Regions from separate parts of the Homo sapiens genome. Here region 2 is linked to region 1. Evidence: read pairs that join two places in POLR2A ChIA-PET (ENCODE). Cell type or tissue: HepG2. All regions are shown on one strand. Links, peaks and the distances in the headings refer to the core of each region. The heading gives the core; the rest is flanking DNA.

What was found. Peaks named below come from ENCODE experiments on the same cell type or tissue, not always from the same donor. Only the 100,000 strongest peaks of a DNase experiment are listed, where the experiment ranks them.
Region 2: POLR2A ChIA-PET joins it to region 1 with 6 read pairs; 1 of 35 experiments calls an interaction of 5 or more read pairs at or near these places.

What each region holds. Positions count from the first base shown.
Region 1 is chr1:45,968,595-45,984,850 of GRCh38, reverse strand. The region is part of intron 5 of MAST2 (microtubule associated serine/threonine kinase 2); the gene reads right to left. Among named protein-coding and RNA genes, the nearest start is that of PIK3R3, 160 kb to the left of the region's middle. RefSeq lists a silencer at 9,171-9,290. In HepG2, for the core only: no CTCF peak of the experiment used is centred there; a DNase peak (open chromatin) is centred at 9,750.
Region 2 is chr1:46,339,289-46,355,544 of GRCh38, reverse strand. It overlaps NSUN4 (NOP2/Sun RNA methyltransferase 4), which reads right to left and starts at 14,738. Exons shown (of 6, transcript NM_199044.4): 1 at 14,626-14,738; 2 at 10,401-10,744; 3 at 8,470-8,624; 4 at 2,517-2,677. The coding sequence starts at 14,718. RefSeq lists enhancers at 13,451-13,540, 14,668-14,877, 15,538-16,256. In HepG2, for the core only: a CTCF peak has its summit at 7,252 (motif pointing right); a DNase peak (open chromatin) is centred at 7,274.

The DNA.
Region 1 (16,256 bases), core at 7,557-12,556:
GACAGGGTCTTGCTCTGCCACCCAGGCTGGAGTACAGTGGCTCAATCACAGCTCATTGCAGTCTTGAACTCCTGGGCTCAAGCAATCCTCCCGCGTTGGCCTCCCAAAGTGTTGGGATTATAGGTGGGAGCCACTGTGCCTGATCAGATGGCTCTTATTTTTAAAAATCTTAGGTCTAAACCCTTCTGTGGTTTGGTTTTTTAATTTAGATTTTGACTTGCTTTTATTATAGATAAAAAATAGGCCAGGGGTGGTGGTTCTTGCCTGTAATCTCAGTACTTTGGGAGGATGAGGCAGGAGGATCACTTGAGGCCAAGAGTTCAAGACCAGCCTGGGCAACAACACAGTGGGACTCTGTCTCTACAAAAATTTAAAAAATTATTAGCTGGGTGTGGTGGTGTGCATCTGTGGTCGTACTTAGTTGGGAGGCTGAGGTGGAAGATCACTTGAGCCCAGGAGGTCAACGCTGCAGTGAGCCACGATTGTGTCACTGCACTGTAGCCTAGTTGAAAGAATGAGACTCTGTCTCAAAAAAAAAAAAAATTAAAAATTAAATAAAATAAAATAAACCTCACAAAGACATGTAGCTCCCAATGGAAGAAGTGCATTGTTGGCTGTATTTATTAAATCATGATACTTGTTTTTCAATTCCCTCCAAGGGATGATAAATTTTTATCTTCTGTAATGTCAGCAATTTTTCTTGGAACCTAATGAAGAGGTATTATAGTTTTATATTTTTAAACAATAGATCAAAAATTGAACCTTTCTTTTGGAAGATTAGAAACATTCTATTTCCAATGTTTTCAAATGATAGACTTACCAGCTTTTGGAGGAGGCATAACATTTTTCAACCAAAATCACATATAGATGGTAACATTTCTAAACGTCCATCTTCAAATTGCTTTTTTCATGGCACAAATTTCTTTTAAAGTGTAGCTACCTTTGCACTCAATGATAAAATATCACCTTCGCCCTAAAAAGAGTGTTTGTGCCCCTTATCCCAAATCTCCTAGGGAGTATACTACTAAAAATCACTTGTTAGCACAGAAAAAGTTGGCATATTTGGAACATATTTTGTAAAAGAAAATTGGGCCTGTAATCCTAACACTGTGGGAGGACTTCTGGAGTTCAGGAGTTTAAGACCAGCCTAAGCAAAATAGTGAGACTCCATCTCTACAAAAACTAAAAAAAATTAGCTGAGGGTGGTGGTGCACACCTGTAGTCCCAGCTATTTGGGAGGCTGAGGTGGGAGGACTGCTTGAGCCCTGGAAGGTAGAGGCTGCAGTGAGCTGCGATCATGTCACTGCACTCCAGCCTGGGTAACAGAGTAAGATCTTGTCTCAGACAAAAAAAAAAAAAAAAGTGTCTTACTCTAAAATTTAGAATGGACAGAATAGAGAGGGAAAAGGAGTTAGGGGGTATCTTCGATAAGCCAAATGAAAAGTGATGAGGGCTTCCATAAGGCCATGATAATGAAATCAGAATGTGCTTAGTTTACAACACCTTCTAAGTCAAAGACTTTTTCTGAGTCTTATATTGAATTCTTGGTGACACCTACCAGAATGAAAGGCATCATATGATAAGTCTTTGCTCTTATATAAATAAGGTAAATACTGTACTTATTAAGTAATCAATTTTTAAGGTTCATTTATTTATTAGGATTTTTAGAGCTGATTCACAATTCAACATTCTACATTACCAAATATGGCCAACGTTGGAGAAAAGAAATGGTTTCCAAGTTATGGAGTTGTTGCCAGGGTAATAGCAAAAAACAGACCACTATATATGTGATGGAAATCTTTGGCAAAAGGCATCTGTAATGCAAGGGGAAGTAATGATGAATTCCCACCAACTGCAAGCAACAATATAATAAACAAGCATTCTTTCCAACTGGCCAGGCTCTGCAGACTTTTCAGAAGATGCTATTCTGACACTACCTCAAGTTGGGTATACTGCAATTAAACTCTGATGCCATCCATATAGAGTTAGCATAGACCCCACAGTTTAAGAGCAAAGTCCTCAACAAGACTGCCGCACTTCCAACACCAGTCATAAGTCTTTGTGGGGATGGCAGGGGGAGGGGCCAAGACCACCAGCATATCTGGCTGACTAGCTGCAAGTTCAGGGAGTACTCACAGCCCTCCCACATTCAATAATTTACTAGAACAACTAATAGAATTCAGAGAAGCACTATACTTATTATTACAGTTTTATTATAAAGGATACACAAAGGCAGGGTGAGGTGTGGGAGGGGAAGTAGAGATCCTGTGCCCTCTCCTTGTGGAATCCGGGAGTGTCACCCTCCTGTGTTCACCAACCAGGAAGCTCTACTGAGCTTAAGGTTGTCCAGAGTTTTAATTTTCATTACATAGTCATGATTGATTAAATGATTGGCTAAATGACTGAACTCAATCTCCCGGCCTCTATCTCAACCTTCTAATAATGTGGTTTGTCTTTCTTGTGATCAGTCCCCAACCTGAAACTATCCAGGGGCCCACTACGAGTCACCTCACTGGTATAACAAGACAATCCTATGTTTCAGGAAATTCCAAGGTTTTCAGAGGCTCTGTGCCTACATCTGGACCAAAGATCACAGAAATTCTTTATTCTACCACAGATGCTAAGGCCTAAAAATGTGTGCTACTTTTATTGGGTTTTCTCTATTTCTCCAATATACATTTACCTTAAAAGGCCAAAATTACAGCCGGGCGCGGTGGCTCACGCCTCTAATCCCAGCACTTTGGGAGGCCGAGGCAGGCAGATTGCCTGAGGTCAGGAGTTTGGGACCAGTCTGGCAAACATGGTGAAACTCCGTCTCTACTAAAAATACAAAAAAATTAGCTGGGCGTGGTGGTGTGCACCTGTAATCCCAGCTAGTCGGGAGGCTGAGGCTGAGGCAGGGGAATTGCTTGAACCAGGGAGGTAGAGGTTGCGGTGAGCTGAGATCATACCACTGCACTCCAGCCTGGGCAACAGAGCAAGACTCTTTCAAAAAAAAAAAAAAGCCAAAATTACCACCATTTTAAAGTTTGTTGACAGAATAAAATCAATAATTTTGAAACTGCCTTTGCCAAAATTATGACAGTGAGAAAAATCTGACTAGGAATATTATGACAATGAAAGAAATCTGACCTAACCAACTCCATCTTGCTTCTAACCTCCAAGCTGCCCTTGTACATTTCTGAGCTTAGGCCAAAACTAACTTTGGTAGGAATTTAGTTTACTTTGAAACAAAGAAGGTAACAGCTCCTGCTGGGAAAATACCCTCTGAAGGATTGGGGACCAGACCACTTCGGTAAAACTGACAAATTGGCCACAAGGTTAAAAATTATGGCTCAGGAGTTATTCAGCCAGAGGCCACAAGATTCCTAACCTCACAGATTCTCCTATAGATAACATCATCCCTGACTCAACTACTCAACATTCCCCCATTCCCTAGCCCCCTGCCCACCAAACTATCCTTAAAAAACCCTAGCCTCAGCCAGGTACAGTGGCTCACACCTGTAATCCCAGCACTTTGAGAGGCCAAGGCAGGTGGATCACCTGAGGTCAGGAGTTTGAGACCAGACGGGCCAACATGGTGAAATCCCATCTCTACTAAAACTACAAATATTAGCCAGGTGTGGTGATGCACACCTGTAATTCCAGCTACTCAGGAGGCTGAGGTGGGAGAATCATTTGAACATGGGAGGCAGAGGTTGTAGTGAGCCGAGATCGCGTCACTGCACTCCAGCCTGGGCACTGGAGTGCAATTTTTGAGACTCCATCTCAAAACAAAACAAAACAAAACAAAACCATAGCCTCAGAAATGTGGGGGAGGCTGATTTCAGTAATAAAACTCCAGTCTCCTGTTTGGCCAGCTCTGCGTATATTAAACCCTTTCTCTATTGAAATTCCCCTGTTTTGATAAATTGGCTCTATCTGGACAGTGGGCAAGGAGGACCCATTGGATGGTTACAATTTGAACTGGTCTTATTTTGGGGGAAGGAAGATTAAGATGTTATAACAACATTCTGGGCCAGCATGGTAGCTCACACTTGTAATTCTAGCACTTTGGGAGGCCAAGGCAGGAGGATCACTTCAGCTCAGGAGTTTGAGGCCAGCCTGGGGAACACAGTGAGACTTTGTCTCTACAAAAAAATTAAAAAATTAGTTGGGCATAGTGGTGCGCACATGTAGTCACAGATAATCGGGAGGCTGAGGTGGGAGGACTGTTTGAGCCCAGCAGGTTGAGGCTGCAATGAGCCGTGATCATGCCACTACACTACAGCCTATGTGACAAAGCAGGACCTTGTCTCCAAAGACAAAAGCAAAAACAACAAAACATTCTGAAGAAAATATTTAAACTGATTCTTTAAAAATTCACATAAAAAATAATTTCAACTTTTATTTTAGATTCAGCGGGTACACTTTCAGGTTTATTACCTGGGTATATTGCGTGATGCTGAGGTTTGGGGTACGATTGATCTCATCAATCATGTAGTGAGCACAGAACGCAATAGCTACTTTTTCAACTCTTGCCCCCTCTAAGTAGTCTCCAATCTTTTGTTGCCTTTTTTTTTTTTTTTTTTTTTTGGAAACACAGTCTCACTCTGTTGCCCAGGCTGGAGTGCAGTGGGGCGATTTCAACCTCCATCTCCTGGGTTCAAGCGACTCTCCTGCCTCAGCCTCCTGAGTAGCTGGGATTACAGGCGTGTGCCATGACACCAGGCTAATTTTTGTATTTTTAGTAGAGATGAGTTTTCTCCAGGTTGGCGAGGCTGGTCTTGAACTCCTGACCTCAAGTGATCCACCTGCCTCGGCCTCCCAAAGTGCTGGATTACAGGCGTGAGCCATTGCACCTGGCCTGTTGCCATCTTTATGGCCATGAGTAACCCGCTGTTTAGCTCCCACATATAAGGGAGAACATGCAGTATTTTATTTTCTGTTCCTGCCTTAATTAACTTAGGACAATAGCCTCCAGCTGCATCAGTGATTTCATTCTTTTTTATAGCTACTTTTTTTTGTTTGTTTTGGTTTCAGGTAGGGTCTTATTCTGTCACCCAGGAGTGCAGTGGTGCAGGCATAGCTCATTGCAGCCTCAAAACTCCTGGGCTTAAATGATCCTCCCACCTCAGCCTCCTGAGGAGCAGGAGCTACAGGTGTAAGCCATCATAAAGTGGAAAAGCCAGATAATTTTTTAATTTTTGGAAGAGATGGGGGTCTCACTATGTTGTCCAGGCTGGTCTCAAGCAATTCCCCTACCTTGGCTTCCCCAGGTGTTGACATTACAGGTGTGAGTCACTGTGCCCAGCTAAGCTGATTGTTATTAATGACTTACATTCACGGTTCTAGCTCCAGAAAAAATGACATTATTGAGAAGAATCCTTCCTTAAGGATGGCAATAACTGGCTCAATGGGACCAAAAAAAAAAAAAAAAAACAAAAAATCTGACAGAAAATCTAGCAGCCTAGCAAGCAGGCTTTTTCCACTTTAAGAATCGATTTTAGCAGCTGGAGGAGACAGTTCAAAGGTAAGTGATGATTCATCCCAGAGAAACAAGTTATAAACAAAACTGGGAGCAGTCAGTTGACCTTGAATCAGCTGCTTCATTTATACAGTTTAACTAGTTATAAAGGAATATAATTATATAGCAAGCACCTGTGTAAACACCATCTAGGTTTAACAATGCCATCTTCCAAAATCCCTCCACATAATCCCTCCTGATCAAAACCCCTCCCTTTACCCCATCTAAAGTCAATATTATGATAATCATTTCCTTATAGCTTTACCAACTAAATATGCAACTCTAAACACTCTAGTTTTTCTCTCATACAATTTTAAAAGTGAGATATAACTTTCATGTAACATTTACCCTTAAGTGTGCAGTTTAGAGGTTTTTAGTATATTCACAAAGCTATGCAATCATAACCATTATATAATTCCAGAACATTTTTATCGCCCAAAAATGAATCTATACCTGTTAGCAGTCACTCTTCATTTCCCTCTACTCGAGTGTTAGCAGTCACTCTTCATTTCCATCTACACGAGCCCCTGGCTACTACTAATCTACTTTCTGCCTCTATGAAATTGTGTATCCTGGACATTTCATAGAAATGAGATTATATAATATGTGTCCGTTTGTGTTCTAGTTTGCTTGTTTCTGTACTTTACGTAAGAAAACACCAAGCTGTTTTGCAAAATAGTTGTATTAATTTATACACTCACCAGCAGCACTTATGGATTCCTACTGTTTCACATACTCATCTATACTTGGTTTTGTCACTCTTTAAGCCATTATTGGTCATATAATATCTTTTTGTGATTTTATTTTGCATTTTCTTTCTTTCTTTTTTGAGACAGAGTCTCGCTCTGTTGCCCAGGCTGGAGTGCAGTGCCGTGATCTTTGCTCACTGCAACCTCTGCCTCCCAGGTTGAAGTAATTCTTTTGCCTCGGCCTCCTGAGTAGCTGGGATTACAGGTGTGCGCCACCATGCCCAGCTAATTTTTTTGTATTTTTAGTACGGACAAGGTTTTGCCCTGTTGGCCAGGCTGGTCTTGAACTTCTGGCCTCAAGTGATCTGCCCACCTCGGTCTCCCAAAAGGTTGGCATTACAGGCGTGAGCCACCGCACCCAGCTTCTTTTGCATTTTCATAATTACTAATGAGAGTAAATTATCTTTTCATGCATTTATTGACCACTTGGATCTCTTTTGTGTGAACTGTCCAAGTCCCTTGGCCATTTTTCAATCATACTATCTTTTTATTTTATTGATGTACAGGTTTTTTTGTGTGGTTTTTGTTTTTGTTTTTTAAATATAAGAGATAGGGTTTCACTATGTTGCCCAGGCTGGTCTCGAACTCCTCGGCTCAAGTGATCCGCCCACCTAAGGCTCCCGCAGTGCTAGGATTATAGGAGCCACCTGTGCTGGCCCCAGGAGTTCTTTATATATTCTGAACCCAAGTCCTTTGTTACTTTTATGTGTCACATTATCTTCTCGCACCTTGTGGCTTCTCGTTTCACTCTTTTCATAGTATCTTTTGATAACCAGAACTTTTTTTTTTTTTTTTGAGACAAGAGTCTTGCTCTGTCACTCAGGCTAGAGTGTAGTGGCGCGATCTTGACTCACTGCAACCTCCGCCTCCTGGGTTCAAGCGATTCTCCTGCCTCAGCCTCCCGAGTAGCTGGGATTACAGACACATGCCACCATGCTTGGCTAATTTTTTTGTACTTTTAGTAGAGACGGGGTTTCACCGTCTTAGCCAGGATGGTCTCGATCTCTTGACCTTGTGATCCGCCCGCCTCGGCCTCCCAAAGTGCTGGGATTACAGGCGTGAGCCACTGCACCCGGCCTTTTTGTTTGTTTGTTTGTTTGTTTGTTTGAGATAGAGTTTCCCTCTTGTCGCCCAAGCTGGAATGCAATGGCGCCACCTCGGCTCATTGCAACCTCCACCTCCCGGGTTCAACCCATTCTCCTGCCTCAGCCTCCTGAGTAGCTGGGATTATAGGCGCCCGCCAGCACGCCTGGCTAATTTTTGTATTTTTAGTAGAGACCGGGTTTCACCATGTCAGCCAGGCTGGTCTCGAACTCCTGACCTCAGGTGATCCACCCGCCTTGGCCTCCCAAAGTGCTGGGAATACAGGCATGAGCCACGTGCCCGGTGAAATTCTTCATTTTAAATGTAGTCAAATTTAGGAATCTTATCCTTTATATCCTGTTTTTAAAAAATTTCCCTATTTTAAGGCCATGCAGATTTTCTTCTGTACACCTTCTAAAAGTTTTACTGTATTACCTTTCACATTTAAAATTATAATTCACCTGGAATTGATTTTCTTGTGAAGAGCCACGTTTTCCAATTTCTCTATACAAACATCCAATGGATTTTGCCTACAGCTCTATAGTGCCACTTTTGTCATAAATCAAGTGTCTGAATACGTGTAAATTTGATCCTGGGTTCGTCTTCCTCCCCCTAACTCTTCTCTTCCTATTAGTATTCCTTATCTAAGTTAAGGGTATCAACACATGGCATTAATCACTCAGGGAATCTGAAGACAATCAATCCACATGCCACTGATTTAATCTCTTACATTTTTCTCATAGTCATATATTTTCTTTATTTCAAACATTCCCCTAACATCTTGATAATGGCAATGGCCTCTTAACTGGTCTTCCAACTGCCAGCACTGCCCTCTGTTAATAACTTTTATTTTAACATTTTTATCGTACAATTCACAAATTCTTATGGCCAAAAACCGTAGCAAATTGAATAAAAAGTTAAAGCTGCTTTTTTACTTTTTTCCACAGGTAATCACCACTAGAACAATGTGATTTTAATGTTTCCAGAGTTTTCCTTGCATTCTTCTCACATGTTGTGGCCCCTGAGTAGCTGGGATTACAGGCATGTGCCACTATGCCTGGATAATTTTTGTATTTTTAATAGAGATGGGGTTTTATCATGTCGACCAGGCTGGTCTCCACCTCCTAACCTCAAGTGATCTGCCCACCTCAGCCTCCCAAAGTGTTGGGATTACAAGTGTGACTCACTGTGCCCGGACCACTTTGCCTCTTCAAGCCTTAAAGAGTATTTAGTTTTCCCCGGGTGTGGTGGCTCACACCTGTAATCCCAGCAATTTGGGAGGCTGAGGTGGGCGGATCACCTGAGGTCAGGAGTTCAAAAGCAGCCTGGCCAACATGGTGATACCCCGTCTCTACTAAAAATAAAAAAAAATTTGCTGGGTGTGGTGGTGCACACCTGCAGTCCCAGCTACTTGGGAGGCTAAGGCACAAGAATCACTTGAACCCAGGAGGTGGAGGTTGCGGTGAGCCGAAATTGCACCACTGCACTCCAGCCTGGGCAACAGAGAGAGATTCTGTTTCAAAAAAAAAAAAAAAGTATTCAGTTTTTAGATTAAAAAACCACCTTTGGCAAATCTTGCCTCCACAAGAAAATGAACATATATACAAAATTGGGAATATAATTTTAGGGGATTTATGGCACTTGTAAAACCACTCAGGGTCCATGGATCTTAGGTAAAAAAGAGTCCATGCCATGGACTCCTCATACCTCATCCCTTTAGCACTGCATATAGCCCTCCGTGACTTTCTGCCTACCCATCCATATTTGATTAGCAGTTTATAATCTAGTAACAAACGATCTGTACTTTTTTATGGTCTGTGTTTTTTTTTTTTTTTTGAGACAGAGTCTTGCTCTGTTTCACAGGCTGGAGAGCAGTGCAGTGGCGTGACCGCGGCTTACTGCAGCCGTGACTTCCTGTACTCAAGCGATCCTCCCTCCCACCTCAGCCTACTGAGCAGCTGGGACTACAAGTGTGTATTACCACACCTGGCTTTTTTTTTTTTTTTTTTTTTTTTTTGGAGAGACAGGGACTCACTATATTGCCTAGGCTAGTCTCAAACTCCTGACCTCAAGTGATCCTCCCACCTTGGCCTCCCAAAGTGTTGGAATTACAGGAGTGAGCCATCGTATCCAGGCAACTATAATGCTGTGGACTGTTAATTTCCTAATCATATAATTCTATTTCATACGGATCTTAGAATGAGCTTTCTACCTCATTCAATGAGCTACCTCCAAAAAGAACACCTTGCTTAATGACTAGCTTGGGTTACAAATCTTTACTTTTGTACTCCCAAGCACCCTGGACACACATTTAGTACAGCCCTTAACATACCCTGAACAGGTTGCAACTTGACTGTCCCCTGTGGATGCAGCTTCCTTGGCAGCTCTCTCAAATGATGGCTGTTGGATTTCACATGCCCTTTGTACCACTAGACCTAGAGGTGGGGTAGACATCCTGCTGGCTCATTTCATCTTCAGGCATTCTCCCTCTGTTCTCCATAAAAACACCCAGGTTTGAAATGATGTCATCAGACTACAACAACCATTACTCCTCCTTGCTAAAAGTCACATACAAACCTTTGGGAAATCCCCTTCACTCTTTAAGGATTTTATTCCTGTATCACTCACATTCTTTTTATCATGCCTTCTGTCAGGAGTAATTTCAGTATCTTCACACAATCTTTCCAAAATCCTAGCCTGAGAAGTTTCAGAAAGTCATATAGAAAAGCTGACTAGTCTCACTTTATGTGTATGATCACTAACTTTGGCTCTTCATACTACTGGAAATCAGACCATACTTCTTAGTGTACTCTTTCTCCCATCCTTTTAAAAGACTGTATCATACTTTATCCTCTCTCTTCAGGCTCAGCTAATCACCTCACTTTCCATTTTAGTGAGAAAAAAATATTTTTTTGAGACAGGGTCTTGCTCTTTCTCAAAATCACAATCACAGTTCCGTGCAATCACAGCTCACTGCAGCCTCGAACTCCTCAGACTCAGATGATCCTCCCACCTCAGCCTCCCAAGTAGCTGGAACTACAGGTATGCAACACCATGCCCAGCTAATTTTTGTATCATTTGTAGAGATGGGGTTTCACCATGTTGCCTAGGCTGGTCTCAAACTACTGGGCTGACATGATCTCCCGCCTTGGCCTCCTGAAGTGTGGGGATTACAGGCGTGAGCCACAGCACCTGGCCTCAACTAATCAGAGAAGAACTTCAATAAGCTATCTTTACCACATCTACCCAGCCATAATCTGCACTGTATTCCCCACATCCTCCCCTATTCCTAGAGAAGGACTGTTTGTGCTCCTAGCTAGGCTAACCTACTGCTTATTTACTAGATCCCATCCCCTCTCAACTATAGAAGGACACTGTGCCAGCCATTCTCCTTTCTCTTGCATTATCAGATCTTCTCTTGCTGTTGAATCACTTCCATCAGTGTATGTACATAGACACTGTTACTTTTTTCAAATAAGAAAACTCTCTTGATCTCTCTACCCATCTTTGCATTTCATTTCTGCTCTAACAGCAAAACTCCTTGACAAATTATTTAGTTATTATCTCCATTTTCTTTTTCCCTTTCTTTCTTGACTCACCAATTAGGTTTTGCCCCCACCATTCCATCAAAACAGCTAATCAATGTCAACACTGACATTACATTGCTACATCCCACTGGCAATACTCAGACTTCATGTCACTTGATCTGTCTATATCATTTGGCTCAGGTGATCACATGCTATTTCTGAAATACTCTTTTTATGTGGTTTCCAGGACACTATATATTCTAAGTTTTCCTCTTTCCTTTTGGGTCTCTCCTCATTCTTTTGGTCTCTGAAAACTGGAATGTCCCAGGGTTCAGTCCTTGTACCTTTAGTCCTTTCTGTCTATGTTCACTCCCTAGGTGATGACATCTAGACACACAGATTTAAGATCTTTTTATATGGTGAAAGTCCAACATTTGTATCTCTAGCCCTATTTTTTCCTTGAAATCAAGACAAACATACTGAATTATTCACACAGATGTCTGGAAGACATCTCAATATAGTTATCGAAGGTTCCCAAGGATTAAAGGTCCCAGGATCAAATGACTGTTTTTCAAAGGTGGGGTTTCTAGATGACACAAGCTATAGAAAGATTAGAGGTGGTGCTCAGAGAGCAGGAAGAAGGAAACTGAAATTATGGAGACAAGGTCTAAAGTACAGATCTAGGGCATAAGTGATTGAGGTAGGGTAGTGGAGAGGTTCACTGGAAGACAGGAGTTCAAAGAACAGAAAGTCTTAAGAACTGGAGTTATCAACTACGGGTGTATCGAAACCACCAAGAATAACACATTACAGCTCACAAACAGACTGAAAAAAAGAATAATACAGGAGTAGAACTGAAGAGAGTAATTGGAGTCAAGAGCTAAAATTTTTACAATTGCAATGTATGAAGAGTTTTACAGCTGCAATGATAGGTACTAAATGATACAAATTAATGATATGTAAGATTCTAAGTTTGGGGAGATTAGGGAGAAGACAGTGAAAATAATGAAAAAACAGAGGACATCTACCCTTACTACTAGACCCAATGCTTTGAGATTATGAGAAAAGGGTTAACACTTGAGTAGTCTGCAGATAATCAGTGTTCTAAGCTCTCCCTCTTCCCCTATGATTCCACTAGAACAGGAAGAAGAAAGAATGTTTAGAGAACAGATTACGAGACAGATCTTGCTGATAAAGAACTGGAATTCCAAAAGGTACACTGGAAGGGTTTCCAGAGTCAGGGAGGGATAAGACAGAGCAGGGAATGTTCAGAGGTTTAGATGAATTAAGCATGTAGATGATGGGGTGCGGGTAACCTGAGGGTTCCTGTGGCAATGGGCATAAACAGGAGTAAGGGATAATGAAATTAGCCCAAATAGATTCAATGCAGATAGAGGTGAGGAGTCTATACGTGTCAGGGAGTAAAGAGGGATGGATTACTGGCTGTAAGGGATGTAGCCGTCACATGACCTGCCACCCCTCTCCAAGACTACCCAATTAGTGGCCTGGGTCTAAAACTTTCCCTCATAAGGAAGCTGTGTGGCAAGCTGTCACTTGGCCACAGATTCTTCTTCCTTATTAGCAGAAACTTTTCCCCTCTTCTGGGTATGGAGTAAACTTCTTTGTATTGCTTAAGTGTGTGTGGCATGTGGCACACGGCCAGCCCCACCAGTGTATCTGCCCACCACAGGATGGAATGGGATCTTTGCCACTGGTGCACATCACAGACTCTGATCTTGTTGTATCTGTCCTTTCTGTGAGTGAAATGCTGTTCCAACCAGTGTGCTGAATGTTGAGTCCTCCTTGACAGCTTCAAACCCAAAGAAGATGCAGTGGGCCGAGGTCTGTGGACTCCTACTGACGGCTGGCATTATTACGATCTTAGTCATCTTCCATGCAGCAGGAGTCCTCACCTGGAATTGGCAGCTGGATCTTCCTGCTTGACACTAGGGCTTGAGCTTGACCTTGAATGATAGGGACTGAATGCTTTTATGGAAGGCACACTCTTAGTTCCAGAATACTCATGTAAAATCAATTAGATGATATGTAACAAACAACATTAAAATATGCATGCCTCCTGACCTATTGATCCTACTCCTAAAAATTTATACAGTTTATTCCAAGACTTATCAATTCCATGCCTCCATATATATGCCAGAAAAAGTCTGTGTACATATATACAAAAAGAATATGAAGAAGGATGTTTCTGTAGCATTGATGACTATAATAGTGGAAAAGTATAAACAATCTAAATGTCTATGCTGGTTATCAATTTAATGCCACTAAGCTTCAAATTAATCCTTCAATACCTGCTCTGAGATAAAGAAGAGAATTCCTTTAAGCATCATCTATCCTCTACAGTGAGCATGATGTTAAACTTTCTCAGTAGAGGGTATTGGAGGCACACTGCAGAAAGAACAGGCTCTTGGTGCTAATTCTAGCAACTGCATTATCAGTCAGTGGTGTGGGAACGTGGATATGTGGGTTGCTCTGCCCCAATCACACAGACACCTTTCCACAGCCTTACCTACAAAGATACTGTGTGCTCCAGGCCTGTCCCCACTGACTCTCTCTGTTTGCTTGCTCAACACCCCGACCCCCAGGATTTGTCTTTCACGTCCTTCCTGAGGACACAAAGTGCTCACAGCAGCACCTCTACTTTCTCTCTCTAGGCCTGACCACTGGCTGAGACTCACCTGTGCTCCAGAGGGCTATTCCCTGATTGCTGAGTAACTGTGGACCAGCTTTGGTCTGGGCAAACCAGAAAACATCTCTGCCATCCAGTGGGCTGCAACTACATCCAGTGGGCTGCAACTACAACAAGTCCTGAATCCAGCCTAGAGAATCCTCCTTCCAAGTTAGTTCTTCCTTGAGAACTCTCCTTCAGCTCTATGGTAGCCTATGGAAGTTAGGCTCTTATTGTCATAGTTTGTATTACTTTTATTAAAACTTTTTAAAATCGCTTGTCTGTTATCTGTCTCCTGATTGGGCCTAGACTGATGCAATATTCACCAATAAGAAAATGAATACATTGTGGTACAGTTATACAATGAAATACTCTACAAGTTATAAAAATAAATAAACTGACTTCCAGTTCTGGCCTGGCATGTAAAGAGCTTAGGAGTTGCCACTCTGTTTTAACAAGTAAAAAGCTGAACAAACTGGAGGAGAAAAAAAAAAAAAAAAACACTTCTTAGTCTGTCAGCGAAGTGACATCACAGGATGAACCACTGCCCCCAAAACTGGACAGACAGACAGCAGACACAGTGAGGTACAACTTACCAGAGCAGAAATTCTTTTTTTTTTTTTTTTTTTTTTGAGACAGAGTCTTCCTCTGTTGCCCAGGCTGGAGTGCAGTGGTGCGATCTGGGCTCACTGCAAGCTCTGCCTCCTGGGTTCAAGCCGTTCTCCCGCCTCAGCCTCCTGAGTAGCTGGGACTACAGGCAGCTGCCACCACACCCAGCTAATTTTTTTTTTGTATTTTTAGTAGAGACAGGGTTTCACCATATTAGCCAGGATGGTCTCGAACTCCTGACCTCGTGATCCGCCTGCCTTGGCCTCCCAAAGTGCTGGGATTACAAGTGTGAGCCACCGTGCCCGGCAGGAGCAGAAATTCTTAAGCAGAAACCTCCATAGCAACCAGTGCCAGGGCAGGAAGACCTGAACTGTAACTGAGGAATTGCTGGAAGCTCAGTGTGGATTATGCTGAGAGTTAAAAACTCCAGGGGGATCTAGTCATGGGGGGGCTCCCAAATTTTTGTAAGTTTTATCCAAAGGAGCCTTACTGGATCCTCACAGTGATTACTGAAGAAAATCTCATGATTCCAGCAGGAGGAGGGAAAAGGAACTGTTTTGATACGCGCCGGAGCATTCTGTTCTTAACAAGCCTGTCCTTGGGAGAAACTATTTTGTTTGCATCTAACTTGCTGGGATTTCATCAATGCCAGCTCTACTTGGGGGAAGAAATACCCAATTCCAGCAGCCAAGAACCATCCTGTCCCAGCTATGGTGTGGGGGAAATACTGAGAAGCACTGGAGAAGTTCACAGTCCAGGGACAAAGGCTCATCAAAAGACTGAGACCTAGTCACAAGACTATAGAACAGCATTCCCCAACCTTTTTGGCACCAGGGACTGTTTTCATGGCAGATAATTTTTCCATGGACCAGGAAGTGGGGAGGCAAGGGGTTTACAGGATAATTCAAGCACATTACATTTATTGTGTACTTTGTTTCTATTATTATTACACTGTGATGTATAATGAAATAATTATACAGCTCACCATAATATAGAATCAGTGGGAGCCCTGAACTTGTTTTCCTGCAACTAGATGGTCCTATCTGGGGGTCATGGGAGACAGTGACAGATCATCAGGCATTAGATTCTAATAAGAAGTGTGCAACCTAGATCCCTTGTATGCACAGTTCACAACAGGGTTCATGGTCCTATGAGAATCTAAATGCTGCAGCTGATCTGACAGGAGGCAGAGCTCAGGCGGTAATGTGAGTGATAAGGAGCGGCTGTAAATACAAATGTAGCTTCACTTGATTGTCTGACGCTTACCTCCTACTGTGTGGCCTGGTTTCTAACAGGCCATGAGAAGTACCGGTCCGTGGCCCAGGGGTTGCGGATCCCTGCTATGGAACACTTCTCCTCCCCTACACCTTACCAATACATTACTAAAGGCCTATTTATCACAGCTACTTTTACTCAGTTCATCTCGTCCACCTTTTAACAAAAAAATTACAAAGCTCACTAAAAAGCAAAAAATAGTTTGAGGAGACAGAAAAAGCATCAGAACCAGAGTCAGATATGACAGGAATGTTGCAATGATCAGACTAGGAATTTTTCAAAACGATGATTAATTATGCTAAGCACTTTAATGGGAAAAGTAGACAACACGCAAGAACAGATGGATAATATAAATAGAAATTCTAAGGAAGAATCAAAAGAAAATGTTAAAGATCACTGTAACAGAACTGAAGAATGCCTTTGATGGGCTCATTAATAGACTGAACACTGCTGGGGAAATAATCTTTGATCTTGAGGATATGATAACAGAAACTTCCAAAACTAAAAAGCAAAGAAAAAAGGACCGAAAAAAAAAAAACCAACACCAGAACATCCGAGAACTGTGAGACAATTACAAAAGGTGTGATACGTATGCAGCAGTAATACAAGAAGAAAAAGAGAGAAAGGAAGGGAATTATTTGAAGCAATAATGACATAAAATTTCCCCAAATTAAAGTCAGACACAAAGCCATAAATTCAGGAAACTCAGAAAATACCAAGCAGGATAAATTCAGAAAAAAACTGCACTTAGACATATCATACTCAAACTATAGAAAACCAAAGGTACACAAAAATCTGAAAGAAGCCAGAGGGAAAAAACA
Region 2 (16,256 bases), core at 4,170-9,169, 370 kb before region 1:
CATTGTGCCAAATGCATTCTTATTTAATTTTCACCTACGGGATAGGCACTATACTATTATCCTCATTTTACAGATGAAGAAGCTGAAGCTTAACTGAAAGTTAAGTAACTCACCGAAACTTCTCTGGCTGATAAGTAATGGAACCAGGACTAATCCAAGCAGTCTGACTCCAGAATCCTTGCCCTAACCCATATACCATGCTATCTACAGATTGCAGTAAGAGGCAGAACTTCCTAACATTGTAAGTGTTCAACAACAGAATCTCAGTGTGCACCCATCAACGGATGTGTTTAAGCATAGGCTGAATAATGATAATGGGTCCTGCTTGCCTAATCTTCACCGCCAGGTACTATACTAAGTGCTTTCCCTGGATACTCTCACTGAATCCTCACAATAATCCTAAGTGGTAGGATTACCCTGTTTCACAAACGAAGAGGTTGAAGTTCAGCAAGATCAACAGTTTGCCTAAGGTTAGTAAGTAGCACCCCTGTAATGTAGAAACTGGTTAGGCTGACAGGAGAGGTCATGCTCTCTCCATCATGTTCCACTGCTCTCATATCAAGAAAAATGAATAGGCCGGGCGCAGTGGCTCACGCCTATAATCCCAGCACTTTGGGAGGCTGAGGCTAATGGATCACTTGAGGTCAGGTGTTCGAGACCAGTCTGACCAACATGGTGAAACCCCGTCTCTACTAAAAAAATACAAAATTAGTCAGGCGTGGTGGCACACACCTGTAATCCCAGCTGCCTGGGAGGCTGAGGCAAGAGAATCGAACTTTGAACCCAGGCTTGAACCCAGGAGGCGGAGGCTGCAGTGAGCCAAGATTGCGCCACTGCACTCCAGCCTGGGCAACAAGAGCAAAACTGTCTCAAAAAAAAAAAAGAAAAAAATGAGTAGGGGATTCCTACACAGGCAGAAAGCAAGTCTCAAGCCTATCTAAGATTCCATAAGCCTTGGTCTTTCTTTCAGTTTCTTAGAGTGGTTGAGGCAGAATGGTGAGAACTAGACAGATTAGGTAAATCAGGTGACAACACAGAGACAACAGCTATATATTTTATATATTTTTAGAAATATGTGTTCTAAACAAATATTTTTAGAGTATGCCATTTAAAATAAAATAAATAACTTAAAAACATGAAGAGACTGGCCCAGCACAGTGGCTCACACCTATAATCCCAGCACTTTGGGAGGACAAGGTGGGAGGACTGCTCAAGCCCAGGAGTTCGAGGCCAGCCTGGGCAACATAGTGAGACCCCGTCTCTACAAAAAATCATTTGCTGGGCATGGTGGCACACTCTAGTCCCAGCTACTCGGGAAACTGAGGCAGGAGGACCCCTTGAGCCCAGGAGGTTGAGGCTGCAGTGAGCCGTGTTCACACCACTGTACTCCAGCCTGGGTGACAAAGTGAAAACCTGCCACTCAAAAAAAAAAAACTTTAAAAAAATTAATATGGAGATTTTCAACATGATTAATAAGAGATTGTAAATTAGATACTATCCATTTGGCAAAAAAATTAAGTTTGATAGCACCAATATTGGCAGCATGTGGGAAATCAGTACTCATTCATTACCAGTAGGAGTGAAACTGGTTTAACCTCCACAGAGAAATTTAGCAATCGCTATCAAAATCTTAAATGGATGTAAACTGTTATTCAACAACTATACTTCCACAATGTCAACAAAATTAAAAAAGGATTTAACCCCAGGACACATTATTAAATAAAAAAATACAAAGTTCAGAATAGTGAGTATAATATAATATACTACCGGCTGGGCGCAGTGGCTCACGCCTGTAATCCTAGCACTTTGGGAGGCCGAGGCGGGTGGATCACGAGGTCAGGAGGTCAAGACCAGCCTGGCCAAGATGGTGAAGCCCCGTCTCTACTAAAAAAAATACAAAAATTAGCCGGGCGTGGTGGTGGGCGCTTGTAATCCCAGCTACTCGGGAGGCTGAGGCAGAGAATTGCTTGAACCCAGGAGGCGGAGGCTGCAGTGAGCAGAGATCGCGCCATTGCACTCCAGCCTGGGCAACAAAAGCGAAACTCCGTCTCAAAAAAAAAAAAGAAACAATCGTTATCTATAGGGTGGGGAAGTAGGGGGCTACAGGCCAGATGAGAAAAACTCACTTTTCATTGGATACTCTTTTGTGCCTTCTGAATTTTGTACCATGTGCTGTACTAACATTCAAAAATAAATAAATGAGCTTATTCTTACTTACCTTCATGAGGCTTTCTGAGCAACCAAGTGACTTGAGAAATAAAGTAAGCCTAGTAAATTTTTCCCCTACTCAAATAGTTTCAAATTCTTTTTTGCTGCCAACTATCTTTAATAGAGATAATAACCAGTCATCTAAGCTGATTTTTCTTTTGGTCAAATCACCAATGTAGAACTGGCCAGTCCAGAAACAGCTCTACATGCTCAAACATAGGGGCTGGATCCTAACCCCTCAGGCCCTAGAACCAGGATGGGGAGGCCGCATTAAGCTGGATGCATGTCCTAAATCAAGAATCACTCACCCGGTCATAGGTGTCCCCCTCCAGTTCTCCCCATTTCCTGCCATCCCATGAGGTAACTCGAACTTGATTTCCATCCCTGATCTCTTCAGGCACATAGCTGTGAAGGATCTTCTGTAGTCTGGCTATTCGGGACGGGGAGAGATCATTGGCAGCAAGATTGCCTATGGAAATAAAGATACTTCAGAGGCCATGACCCAATGAAACATTCCACCAGCAATGGCGCTGATGGAGTCAGACCAATTCTCAGGTAGTCCCAGCCAATGCAAACCCCAGCATCAGGAACATTTATTATGTGCATGGCACAGCATCAGTCATTCTGAGTGGGGGTACAATGGCAAACACCTAAATGGGCCAGAAAGTATCAAAGTTATTTAAGTCAATGAATAAAGCAGACCAAGTAAGACTCCTTTCCTTTCTCCTTTCCTGTCCTCTCTCCCCTTTCTCCCCTTTCTTTCCCCTTTCCCCTTTTCCTTTCCCCATTACTTTCGCCTTTCTTCTCTCCTTTCCCTCTCCCCTTTCCTCCCTTTCCTTTCTCTCCTTTTCTTTCTCTCCCTCTCTTTCCTTTTGTTTTTTTTTTAAGACAGAGTCTCATTCTGTCGCCCAGGCTGGAGTTCAGTGGCACACTCTCAGCTCACTGCAACCTCCACCTCCTGGGTTCAAGTGATTATCATGCCTTAGCCTCCTGAGTAGCTGGGACTATGGGTGTGCACCACTATACCCGGCTAATTTTTGCATTTTTAGTAGAGACAGCATTTCACCATGTTGGCCAGGCTGGTCTTGAACTCCTGACCTCAGGTGATCCCGCCTGCCTTGGCCTCCCAAAGTGCTAGGATTACAGGTGTGAGCCACTGCACCCAGCCACATTCTTTTTTTTTTTTTTTAAAGACAGGGTCTCTGAGTCTGGGCATAGTGGCTCACGCCTCTCATCCCAGCACTTTGGGAGGACGCCAAAGTAGGTGGATTGCTTCAGCCCAGGAGTTCAAGACCAGCCTGGGCAACATAGCGATACCTCATTTCTACAAAAATAAAAATATATTTAAATAATTTTTTAAAAAGAGACTGGAAGGCCAGGCACGGTGGCTCACACCTGTAATCCCAGCACTTTGGGAGGACAAGGCAGGCGGATCACAAGGTCAGGAGATCGAGACCATCCTGGCTAACATGGTGAAACCCCGTCTCTACTAAAAATACAAAAAATTAGCCGGGCATGGGGGTGGGTACCTGTAGTCCCAGCTACTCGGGAGGCTGAGGCAGGGGAAAGGCGTGAACCCGGGAGGCAGAGCTTGCAGTGAGCCGAGATGGCGCCACTGCATTCCAGCCTGGGCGACAGAGCAAGGCTCCATCTCAAAAAAAAAAAAAAAAAAAAAAAGAGACTGGGTCTCACTATGTTGCCCAGGTAGGTCTTGAATTCCTGGCCTCAAGCAATTCTCCCACCTCAGCCTCCCAAAGTGCTGGGATGATGGGTGTGGGCCACCATGCCCAGCCAAGAATATTTATTTCTAAAAAAATATGCTCTCCCACTATTCTGGAAACCTATGGCTCTCTTCATCTTTGGTAGATACTACAGTTTATTTAGCCAAAATCATTCTCCTCTTCCTCCTTATTAATAGAACCCCAATTTTTTGGAAGGGGAAAATTGCCCCAAAAGACTACATTTCTCAACCTTTCTTTAGTTTCGCTCTTGTTGCCCAGGCTAGAGTGCAATGGCGCGATCTCGGCTTACCATAACCTCCGCCTCCCGGGTTCAAGCGATTCTCCTGCCTCAGCCTCCCGAGTAGCTGGGATTACAGGCATGCGCCACCACGCCGGCAAATTTTGTATTTTTAGTAGAGACGGGGTTTCTCCATGTTGGTCAGGCTGGTCTTGAACTCCCGACCTCAGGTGATCTGCCTGCGTCGGCCTCCCAAAGTGCTGGGATTACAGGTGTGAGCCACCACACCCGGCTAAGCCTTTCTTTTACAACTAAGTATGACTATATGACTAACTTTTGGTCATAGTTGTAGGCATAAGTATTGGATAGGAATTCTGGGAAGATATTTTTAAAAGGCTGACATAATTGGGAGATGAAATGAGTCTCTTTTGCCCAATCCTTTCCTCTTGACTCAAATATGGATGTGATGGCTGGACTTCCAGCAGTCATTCTGGACCATGAGGCCTTGCCTTAGAGCTTTACTAGTTACATATCTTCTCCCTCTTAAAGGGAGGGAGGCTAAGGCTGACACTAGCAACAAAATACGTTGCAAAAGGAAAAAGGGAGCTTAAGTCCCTGATAATTGTGGAGCCTCCATACCTGGAGTGCCTATATCTCAGCTTCTCTTATGTAAGAGATAAATTAATGTTTCCTCTTTAAGCCAATTAGTTAGGTTTTCTATCAAATGCAACCAAACCTAATTCTGATTTACCATCTACCTTTCATTTTCTCTTTATTGGTAGACATGAGTTCAAGAAATATCTCACTTTGCTCTTAGTGCTACTATGAGAAAAATATTGCAAGCTTGATGATAAATGACACTTGATACCTGGCCTCTGAGTCAAAGAACAACAAGGTAGGGTGGGAATGGTAAAGAATGCGAGATGCAAGTGTCCACCTTATCTAATAGTGGTCACTACTATGAACCAGCTTAGTAATCCCATAAATAAATGTCTCCTTTTTTTTTATTTTAATGAAGATGAGGTCTATGTTGCCCAGGCTAGTCTCGAACTCCTGGACTCAAGTATTCCACCTGCCTCAGCCTCCTAGCTTGTGCTGGGATTACAGGCGTGAGTCACCGCCCCCCGGCCAATGTCTCCATTTTTGAGGGCACTCAAAGAAGTAAAAATTGTATTCTCTGCTCTAGAGGAATTTGCAGAAGGATATGAACTGAGAAAAAGAAAGATGGGTTCCAGTTCTGGCTCTACCTCCAATTCTTGTATTATTTATTTAATCTCCACAGAACTCAATTTCTCCCTCCATAAAATATGAGGGCTAGACTAAGTAAACACTAATTTCCCTTCTTATACAAATTCTGTGATCCCGTTTTCCTCGGATCAAGAGTTGTCGCTTGATGAGGAGCTGGGATGAAGGTGAGGTGCTGATAGTTAAGCATGCCTTAGAAGAACAACTCTCAATTACTTCTTCTTTGCCCTTCTTCCTCCTCCTAGTTCAAGTTCCTCCTCCTCCAAGTAACCCTACCCTTACTCATCTCCCTTCTAATGGATTCCCACAGCATTCAGTCAGATAAGAATTGTCCAGCACACAGGCTGGGCTCTCTTGCATTGGATTCATTAAGCCCATGACCCCACCTTTTCTTCTCTCCCTCTGGACTTCCAGAAGGCTATGACCGAATGTGATATCTCTCTGAATCAACCAATGCCTATCATAAGGCTGGATGCTGACTCAAACTGTGCAAGCTGGCTGACAAGACCTGGAAAAGAAGGGTCTAGGTCCAACAGAAGGGCTTGGGCACACGGCAAGAGAAGCCTGGCTGAGCTCCAGGTTAGGTGTGTAAATTACGGCCCTTTGTCAGGGGCCAAAGGAAAAAAACTATCTATTTTAAGGCAGGATATCGGCCAGTGGATGGCTGAAGTGAGTACTTAACAGTGCACAAGGCGCCAGGCGCGGTGGCTCACGCCTGTAATCCCAGCACTTTGGGAGGCCAAGGTGGGCGGATCACGAGGTCAGGAGATCAAGACCATCCTGGCTAACACGGTGAAACCCTATCTCTACTAAAAATACAAAAAAATTAGCCGGGCATGGTGGCGGGTGCCCGTGGTCCCAGCTATCTGGGAGGCTGAGGCAGGAGAATGGCATGAACCCGGGAGGCGGAGTTTGCAGTGAGCCGAGATCACGCCACTGCACTCCAGCCTGGGTGACAGAACAAGACTCCGTCTCAAAAAAAAAAAAACAAAAAAACAAACCAAAAAAAACAGTGCACAAGACTGGGCGCGGTGGTTCACACCTGTAATCTCAGCACTTTGGGAGGCCGAGGTGGGTGGATTGCGAGGTCAGGAATTCGAGACCAGCCTGGCCAACATGGTGAAACCCCATCTCTACTAAAAATACAAAAATTATCCGGGTGTGGTGGTGGGTGCCTGTAATCCCAGCTACTCAGGAGGCTGAGGCAAGAGAATTGCTTGGAACCAGAAGGCGAAGGTTGTATTGAGCTAAGATCGTGCCACTGCACTCCAGCTTGGGTAGAAAAGCGAAACTTCTTCTCAAAAAAAAAAAAAAAAAAAAAAAACAGTGCACAAGGCCTTCGCTGGGCTACTTTACTGAGACAAATAAGATGTGGGCCTATCCCCAAGGAATCCACTTTTTTTTTTTTTTTTTTTTTTTTTTTGAGACAGAGTTTTGCTCTTGTTGCCCAAGCGGAAGTGCAATGGCGTGATCTCAGCTCACTGCAACCTCCATCTCCCAGGTTCAAGCGATTTTCCTGCCTCAGCCTCCCAAGTAGTTGGGATTAGCCCACCACCAGGCCCGGCTAATTTTTTGTATTTTTAATAGAAACGGGGTTTTACCATGTTAGCCAGGCTTGTCTTGAACTCCTGACCTCAGGTGATCCACCCGCCTCAGCCTTCCAAAGTGCTGGAATTATAGGCGTGAGCCACCGTGCCCGGCCAGAATCCATCATCTTTAAGAGGGAGAAGATATATAACTAGTAAAGCCCTAAGGCAAGGCTAATGTTGCAAGGGCGATACCCATGCTGTGGGAGCGTAGGAGACAGGCATCATTTCTGAACCGGCCAGCAGAGGTCGTAAGGACAGACGTCCAGGAGGTGGCACACTTGAGCTGAGGCTTGAAAGTCAAAAGGATGACTGGGCAGGCAGGATATCAGCCAGTGGATGGCTGAAGTGAGTACTTGACACAAGGGGCCGGGCGCGGTGGCTCATGCCTGTAATCCCAGCAATTTGGGAGGCCTAGGCGGGCAGATCACAAGGTCAGGAGATTGAGACCATCCTGGCTAACAGGGTGAAACCCTGTCTCTACTAAAAGTACAAAAACAAATTAGCTGGGCGTGGTGGTGGGCGCCTGTAGTCCTAGCTAGTAGGGAGGCTGAGGCAGGAGAATGGCGTGAACCCAGGAGGCGGAGCTTGCAGTGAGCCGAGGTCGTGCCACTGCACTCCAACCTGGGTGACAGAGTGAGACTCCATCTCGAAAAAAAGAGAAAAAAAAAGAAAGAAAAAAAAAAAGAAAGTCAAAAGGATTTGGACAGCCAAGGGTGAGGGAATTCCAGGGAGAAAATTTAACAAGAGCAAAGGCAACAGAGAGTAGCAGAGTAAGGTTAAAGCACATAAAGCCTAGAAGAGTGACATATAAAGCATATAAATGGTGGCTGCAGGCAGATCTTATCATTTTAGTTGGTAGGCTAAAGAAATGGGCTTAATCTTAGAGGAAAAGTAAACAGATGAAGAGGAGTGTGTATCATGTGATCAACTGATCAGAGCCCTACTTCAATCTGACTTCAGAGAACTTGCTCAGCAATCTTTCTTGACCAATTGACAGAGAAAGAGAGGAACTAATGAAAAAATACACAAGCTTAGAAAGTAAGTACTACCCTCCACTCTGACTTTGGGACTAGAGAACCTACCATATTCTTTTTTTGTGTGTGTGTGAGACAGGGTTTCACTCTGTCGCCAAGGCTGGAGTGCAGTGGCAGGATCTCAGCTCATTGTAACCTCCACTTCCCGGGTTCAAGCAATTCTCCTGCCTCAGCCTCCTGAGTAGCTGGTATTACAGGAGTGCACCACCACACCCAGCTAATTTATGTATTTTTAGTAGAGATGGTGTTTCACCATGTTGACCAGGCTGGTCTGGAACTCCTGACATCAGGTGGTCCGCCTCCCTCGGCTTCCCAAAGTGCTGGGATTACAGGCGGGAGCCACTGCGCCTGGCCGAACCTACCATATTAAATGTACCTGGGACTAGGTGAGGTGGGGAGCTCTCTCTGCCCAACACACCAGCACCCTGACTTACGGCAACAGCCAGTCTGAAGCAACGCTAGTGTCTTTCCCCCAGGAGCTGCACATAGGTCAAGCACGATGTCCCCAGGCTGCAGGCCGAGGGCCAGAACAGGCAGCAAGGAGGCAGCATCCATCAGGTAGTACTCCATGACACCCAGGCTGCCAGGTCTGGAAAAGAGGAGACCACTTTATTGTTAAATTCCAGGTCAGGACACCCACTGGGAGTCTAGGCCACCAAGTCTATGCCCTCTGGGGCTTGAGCTCCAATCACCAAAAACTCATTTTTCAGACCCACACTTACTTATTCACTTATTCATTCATCTATACGGGAGCCAGAATGATTATTTATTTACTGATTGATTGACTGACGGAGTTTCACTTTTGTTACCCAGGCTGAAGCGCAGTGGCACGATCTCGTCTCGCTGCAACCTCCACCTCCCAGGTTCAAGTGATTCTCCCGTCTCAGCCTCCTGAATATCTGGGATTACAGGTGCCCGCCACCATGCCTGGCTAATTTTTTTTTTTTTTTTTTTTTTTGAGACACAGTCTCGCTCTGTTGCCCAGGCTGGAGTGCGGTGGCGCAATCTTGGCTCACTGCAACCTCTGCCTCCCAGATTCAAGTGATTCTCCTGCCTCAGCCTCCCAAGTAGCTGGGATTACAGGCTTGTGCCACCATGCCCAGCTAATTTTTTGTATTTTTTAGTAGAGATGGGGTTTCACCATTTTGGCCAGGCTGGTCTTGAACTCCTAACCTCAGATGATCTGCCCGCCTCGGCCTCCCAAAGTGCTGGGATTACAGGTGTGAACCACTGTGCCTGGCCAATTATTGTTTTTAAATAGCTGTCTTCCTCACTAAACTGGAAGCTCTATGAGGGCTTGTTCATCAAGGCACTTAAATGCCTAGCATTTGGTAGATAATTTTTTTTTTTTTTTTTTTTGAGACAGAGTCTCGCTCTGTCGCCCAGACTGGAGTACGGTGGCACGATCTCAGCTCACTGCAACCTCCACCTCCTGGGTTCAAGCAATTCTCCTGCCTCAGCCTCCCAAGTAGCTGGGACTACAGGCGCACGCCACCACACCCAGCTAATTTTTTTGTATTTTAGTAGAGACAGGGTTTCATCATGTTGCCCAGGCTGGTCTCAAACTCCTGAGCTCAGGCAATCCGCCCGCCTCAGCCTCACAAAGTGCTAGGATTAAAGGCGTGAGCCACCACACCCGGCCAATATTTTTTAATAAATAAATCAGTCTTTCAAAAATCAATTCCCATACCCTACAACTAACATTGAGCTCTCCTTAATTGTTAAAGCATAATTCAGCATTTGATTCTGCAGTCTTTTCTCATTCAACTTCATATACATGAGGATTGAATCAAGAAACTGAACTTCTCCTTTCTTTTTCCCAGTCTAATACCAAGTTTGTGCCCCTAGACCAGCCCTATTTCCTAGGAAAGTCCCACTACCTCTTTGCTACCATGAAGTTACTTTTCCTATTCACTTTGATGGGTGGCTGTGAGGGCAAAATGAGAAGACTGCTGTGAATAACACATTTCAACTTGAGAGGGCCCAGTGAGTGCTCATGTAAAAGGTGGCTGTTTTCTACCAGAGGCACAGAGCAGAGTGGGTTCAAAGTGCAGGTTCTGGGTCTAAATATTAGTCACACCACTTACCATCTGAGGGACCTAAAGCAAGTAAGAATCTTAACTTCTCTGTACCTCAGTTTCTCCAAATGTAAAACAGCAATAATATTACCTACTTCATAAGGCTGCTGACAGAACAAAAAGAGATAACATATGTACAGCACCTCAAAAAAATGCCTAGTCTGTATAAACATGCCATAAATATTAGCAATATTATGGTCCTTATTACAGAGGGTAGAAGCTGGGTCTCAACATGTCTACTTCCAGCAGACACTCAGGACCGCTCCAGTCATGGCTCCAGATCCTACCTGGCAGGAGGGAAGCGACTGATATCCCCTCTGTCAAAAGTGAAGCATCGAAGGTTCGGACTGCAGGCCCAGGAGGCAGGGGATGGGGCTGCAGATTGGCCACCCTCAGACTGCAGTTCCCAGTGGGAGATGGCTTCATTCACAAAATCCTTGGCACTCAGCTGCTCCAGCTTAGCACTTACATGATCCCAGGCAGCAAAGTTATTGACCAGTGCACCATACTTCTGCTCTGAGAGGAGACTGACACGGATTGATGGCCAAAGATCTCCAAACTGCACACTGTAAGTCATGTCAAAATTCTGCAAAGCCAGTCGAACAGCAGGGAATTTGGGCTCTGTGGCAGCCTAAAAGAGAGAGGACAGGCTTATTGGTTTTCCCAGTCTTGACTCTACCCCCTACTACCTGACCCCCACCTCAGAGCCTAGGGGCAAACTTGGATCCAGCTAGTGCCCACTCCTGCTTTTGCATCCTGCCTGCCTGCCAGAGAAGTGTGAGAGGGAAAAGTAGTGGAGAGTGGGCCTTCCCATCCCAGGGTTGTCAGATAAAGATGTAACTCTCACGGTACTGTGCGGGGGTCATCAAGAAGGGGGACCTTGGAGAAAGAGGAACTTAGGAATATGGGAGCTCAGGAGAGGACTCTTGAGGAGAGCCTGCAGAAGATTAGGAGAAACTATGGAGGCTCTGGGAAGCTTTGAACTTAAAAGCAAAAGGCCCTTTTCTTCTGAACAGTTCTATTTTCAAAGCACTTTCATGTCTACTAGCTTATGTGAGCACTACAACTGATAGCTCAGTAAGATACAAAAAAAAATTAACAACATTTCAATTTGATGAAGAGATGTGGGTAACTTACCTAGCGTCACACAGTGACTAGCACCACCATGCTTAGAATCAGAGGTTTGAGGGTCATGCTGGGAGAGTTCCCAGACCCCAGAAAGGTTGGATAAGGAGGGCCCACAGAATCTTGAGGTGTGAACCAAAACAGGGACTTCTAGGATGACTGCTATGGGGGTAGCAGGGGACAAGAGGACAAGAACAAGGAGGCAGAGTAAAAGAGAAATGAAGACTTCAGATGAGGAGTGCACAAGTCGGTCCTGGTTGCTGCAGCTGGGATGCTTGCTATAGCTGGCAATCTTGTTACTATCTATGCCTTGCTCTGGCCTAGATTTTTGGTCTGGTCAGAACTTTTGCTCTGGCCCTCATTTCTTGTTATGGTGAGGACTCTTGCTCTGTGACTTTTGCCTCGCTGGGACTCTTGCTCTGGCTCCTGCTATGTTGGGGACTCTTGCTCTGGCCTTGACCTTTGCCATGTTGGGGACTCTTGCTCCGGTTCCGACTTTTGCCATCATAGACTCTTGCTCTTGCCCTGACCTCTGCTAATTTGGGGACTCTCACCCTGGTGCTCATTTATGCTAAGTTGGGGACTCTCACTCTGGCCCTGACTTGTGTTTTGTTGAGGATTACTGCTCCGGCCCCAGCTTCTGCTAGGATAGGGACTGCTTTTCTGACTTGGACTTCTGCTCAGATGATGCCTCTTGCTCCAGCTCTGACTTCTGCCATCATGGGGACTCTTGCTTTGGCTCCGGCTTTGGCTTTGGTGGGAACTCCTGCTCTCGCTGTCACTACTCTGGCATTTGCTAATAATAGTCGAACTACAGCTGGGATTGGTGCTACAGCTGGAATCCTTGGATGAAGGCAAAGGGCAGCTGTAGGGGATCTGCAGAGGCTCTTTGCAAGGGCCTTGAGAGGCCACAGGGTAGATATGGAGGCCACAGGGGACAGTATCAGGGTAGGCCCGGACTCGGGGGACAATGGGTAAACTTTGAGGATCAAAGGGTGTTCTCAAAGGGATAAAAGAATAGATGTGGGTAGAACAAGGAGGCATCACAGGCTGACAACGAGGTTGGGGTGGGCCCCTGGGAGTGCTATAGGTGTCACACAGGGGCACAATGGGAGGGGGGCCTGTCGAATGATTGAGGGAGCCAGACAGTGGGCAGGGATGGGGGGTGGAGGGAACCACAGAGCATATATGGGTATTGCAGGGGGGCCCTATGGAGGGTCCATGGCGGCTGCTCTGAGCATAACTATTGGCCGAGACAGGATCACAAGGAAGGCAGAGGGGAAAAGAAGTGGGGATAACACTTTTGAGAGCTCTAGGGACCACAGTCAGTAAGGTAGTCCCTGGGGGAAGTTCTTTGGGGCTGGAATTTGAAGGAGTTGTGATGTATGGCTGCATACAAGAAGGACCAGAGAGGCAGGAGGGAGGTGGGGGACAGGTGTGGGCCTTAGCGGGCTTGGGCTGGCCAGAAGGGGTGTGCTGGGGAGTGTTGACTAGGGAGAGACATTTGTGGGGAGTATGTGACTGTCTTAACTCTGGGGACTTAGGGGACTTCGGTTGGGGGGAAACTGGAGTGGGAAGAGGGGGTTCATTATAGCTTCTGCGGGGAAGTGACTGGGGTGGAGATATAAACTGGTTGCCCAGGGGTGAAGGGAAGGAAAGGACAGAATGAGGACCATGGGGACGAGATGGTTCCTGGGAACAGGGGGGACCAGAAGTTGTGGTGTCCGGGGTTAGGATGAGGTAAGAGTTCCCAGTTGCCTCCCAGGAGAGAAGGGACTCAATGCAAGCCTTCCTGGGAGCCTGGGACTGGGGTGAGCAAGGAGAATCAGTACTCCCGGGGCACAGGCAGATGGCATAGCAAGGACTCCCAGGGGTAGGTATGTAGGCCTCTGAGGAAAGATGGGAGTAATGATAAGAGCCCTCCTGAGGTGAGCTGGGAGAGCCAGGCATGCCTGCCTGAGAAGAGAGTGGGAAGCCACAACAATTTTTCTCAAGGGGCAGGTCAAGCTGTGGTTTGGGTTCACAAGAGTCTAGAGGCTTAAGGCTGCCATGGTAAAAGCTGCCAGTAGGTGGGGAAGATGCTGGGGAGAGAAGGGGGTCATTATAACTTCTCCCTGAGAACCAGTGAGAGGGCAGAGAGATCATCAGCCCAGTTTCCAAAACTCTGTGAGAAAGGGTTGGGGAGGCCATAGGACTAGTTTCCACCGGCCGGCGAGCAAGAGGAGGTGAAATCGTGAGGCAAGTTCCCGGGGTCCTATGTGTAGGAGGAGGCGAAATCATGGGTCCAGTTTCCAAGGGTACATGAGTGAGCTGAGGGGAGGTCACTGGGCTCGTTCCCGGGGACTGATGAGCAAGGGGAAAGGAGGTTGCCGGGCTGGTTCCAAAAGCTGAAGGCCATCCGCTAGAGTAACAGAGATTAGTGTGCTGGTCACAGTACGTGCCTTGAAGACAGGGACGCCGCATTCTGGAGGGACTCATCCAGCTGCAATAAGGTGTCCGCTGACAGAGAGGGGGTGACCCCGGAATGCTGAACTGCTCAAAATAAGGGCTGGAGAGTGGGGAACCCGAGTGGCAGGGCTAGCGGCAGTAGGTCCTTTCCAGGAGTGGGGAAGAGGACTCAAAAGACCATCTCCCTGAGTGCGAGGAAGGTTGTGGGGGTGGAAGAGATGGTGGAGGTGGCGAGGGAATCGGCTGGGGTGGGCAGGGGGGCGTGCCGGTCATAGAAGAAATTCCAGGGCTTCCAGTGAGGCAAGAAAAAGGGTCTCTGGAGAAGCAAGGAGAGTCCAGAGGATGAGAGGATTCGTTGCACCTTTTGCCAGGGTTTGGGCCGGCAGTATGGACAGGGTGGTCGCTGTAACCTTGCCCGGTCGCCAGAGGCAGCTCGAGGTTGAGGAAGGGGCTGAATCCTTTCCTGCAAGGCGGCGGAGACCCAGGAGTGCAGGCAAGGTCGCTATGGTATTTTCCGAGGGGTGAGGGCGACCGGGCTGGAAAATCAATGAGGAAAGGAGAAGTCATGTGGGGGAAGAATGGGCAAGGGAAAGGGGGAGGGGAGGGAGGGAAGTAAAAGGGGGAGTGGGGGACAGAAAGGTAGGTGGACACAGCTGGGGAACAAGAGACAGTGACATCACTAAAAGAATGAAGGCGAAGGTGATGACGCAACTTGGGCGGAGTCAGGAGACTGCAGACGTAACAAGTGGAAGACACTAACGCTCGGGACATAGAGTGCGGACAGAGGCGGTGACGGAAAAGACGAGAGAGGGAGGTGCCTAAGGACGTTCCGTGGAGTGCTTGGGAAAGACGCTAGGCGTTCTAGAGGGCCGGGAAACGGAAAGACTGGAGAAGTTTCCACCCTCACTTTTCCCTCCTGCGCCCCCAGCCGGACCTTACCCATTTCTTCTTATATCGATGTCTCCGCGGGACCGTCGCGAGGTCCACACGCTTCAGCAGCTCCCGGACACCCCTCAGTGTCAGCGCAGCCATATCGGCGTGCTCCACGGGGTAATTCCGACCGGAACCGCGACAGGAGACTCGCGTGTTCCGGGGAGGTGGTGAGCGCCACCCGGCGGGACACGAGCGAAAAAAGGGAAAGGAAATACATCTGACGCTCTCCCAGGACTCCGCGCGCCTCTACAGACTCCGCCCAGCCAGGAGTCCCCTGAAGGCTGCTGGAAAAAGAGCAACCTGGCACCCGGAATAATGACTCTGCCTGGATGCTTAGAGCAGTGCGAGGGACTCCCAAGAAGCCCCTAGCCCACTTGGGGGACCAGGGAGGATTAGGAGTTGGTGGTTGAGTACCGAAAGAGTTAGCTAGGCGAAAAGGGGCGGGAAGGGCCTCCTAGGCCGAAATTGCATGGAGGAAGATCCTTAGGTAGAGGAAAATGAGACCAGGCTTGTAGGCAGAAGCAGATTTGCAGTGAAACAAATGAAGCTTAAGTTTCGGGACCTGGCCGGGCGTGGTGGCTCACGCCTGTAATCCCAGCACTTTGGGAGGCCGAGGCGAGCAGATCACGAGGTCAGGAGATCGAGACCCTCCTGGCTAACACGGTGAAACCCCGTCTCTACCAAAAATACAAAAAATTAGCCGGGCGAGGTTGCTGGCGCCTGCAGTCCCAGCTACTCGGGAAGCTGAGGGATGGCGTGAACCCGGGAGGCGGAGCTTGCAGTGAGCCCAGATCGCGCCACTGCACTCCAGCCTGGGCGACAAAGCGAGACTCCGTCTCAAAAAAAAAAAAAAAAAAAAAAAAAGTGGAGGCGTGAATAACCCACCCCTTGTTTAGCGTACCATCAAGAAATAACCATAAAAATGGGCAAGCAGCCCTTGGAGCTGCTCTATCTATGGACTATCCATTCTTTTATTCTTGTACTTTAATAAACTTGCTCTCACTTTGCATTGCGGACTCGCCCTGAATTCTTTCTTGTGCGAGATCCATGAACCTCTCTTGGGGTCCGGATCGGGACCCCTTTCTGGTAACAATGCCTGTAATCCCAGCCAATCTCCCTGCCTTTTGATCTCCCTGCCTCACTCCTACCCACCCTGATAATTGGCTGTTGAATGATCATTTAAAAACACAGTTTCTGATCATGTCCCTCCTCTCCACTGGATCCCTACTGGTGATGTCAAATGTTGTGGGGCCTAACGCTTCCGCAATTTGAGAAGACATAGTTAAGAAAAATAATACAAAACTTGGCCGGGCGCGGTGGCTCACGCTGCCCCCAGCCGAAAGCTTTTTCTTATTTGGCATTTGAATGTGGAATTTTGGAATTTTCTTATTGGCAACAAATACTGTCAGTTATTTTCCTTGAAGTGACAGGCTCACTTTGTTCATTTTTCAAGAAAAAGGCTGGCCGGCACTGTGGCTCATTCCTGTAATCCTAGCACTTGGGAGGCCGAGGTGGGTGGATCACCTGAGGTCAGGAGTTGGAGACCAGCCAGGCCAACGTGGTGAAACCCAGTCTCTACTAAAAATACAAAAATTAGTTGGGCATGGTGGCTCATGCCTGTAATCCCAGCTACTTGG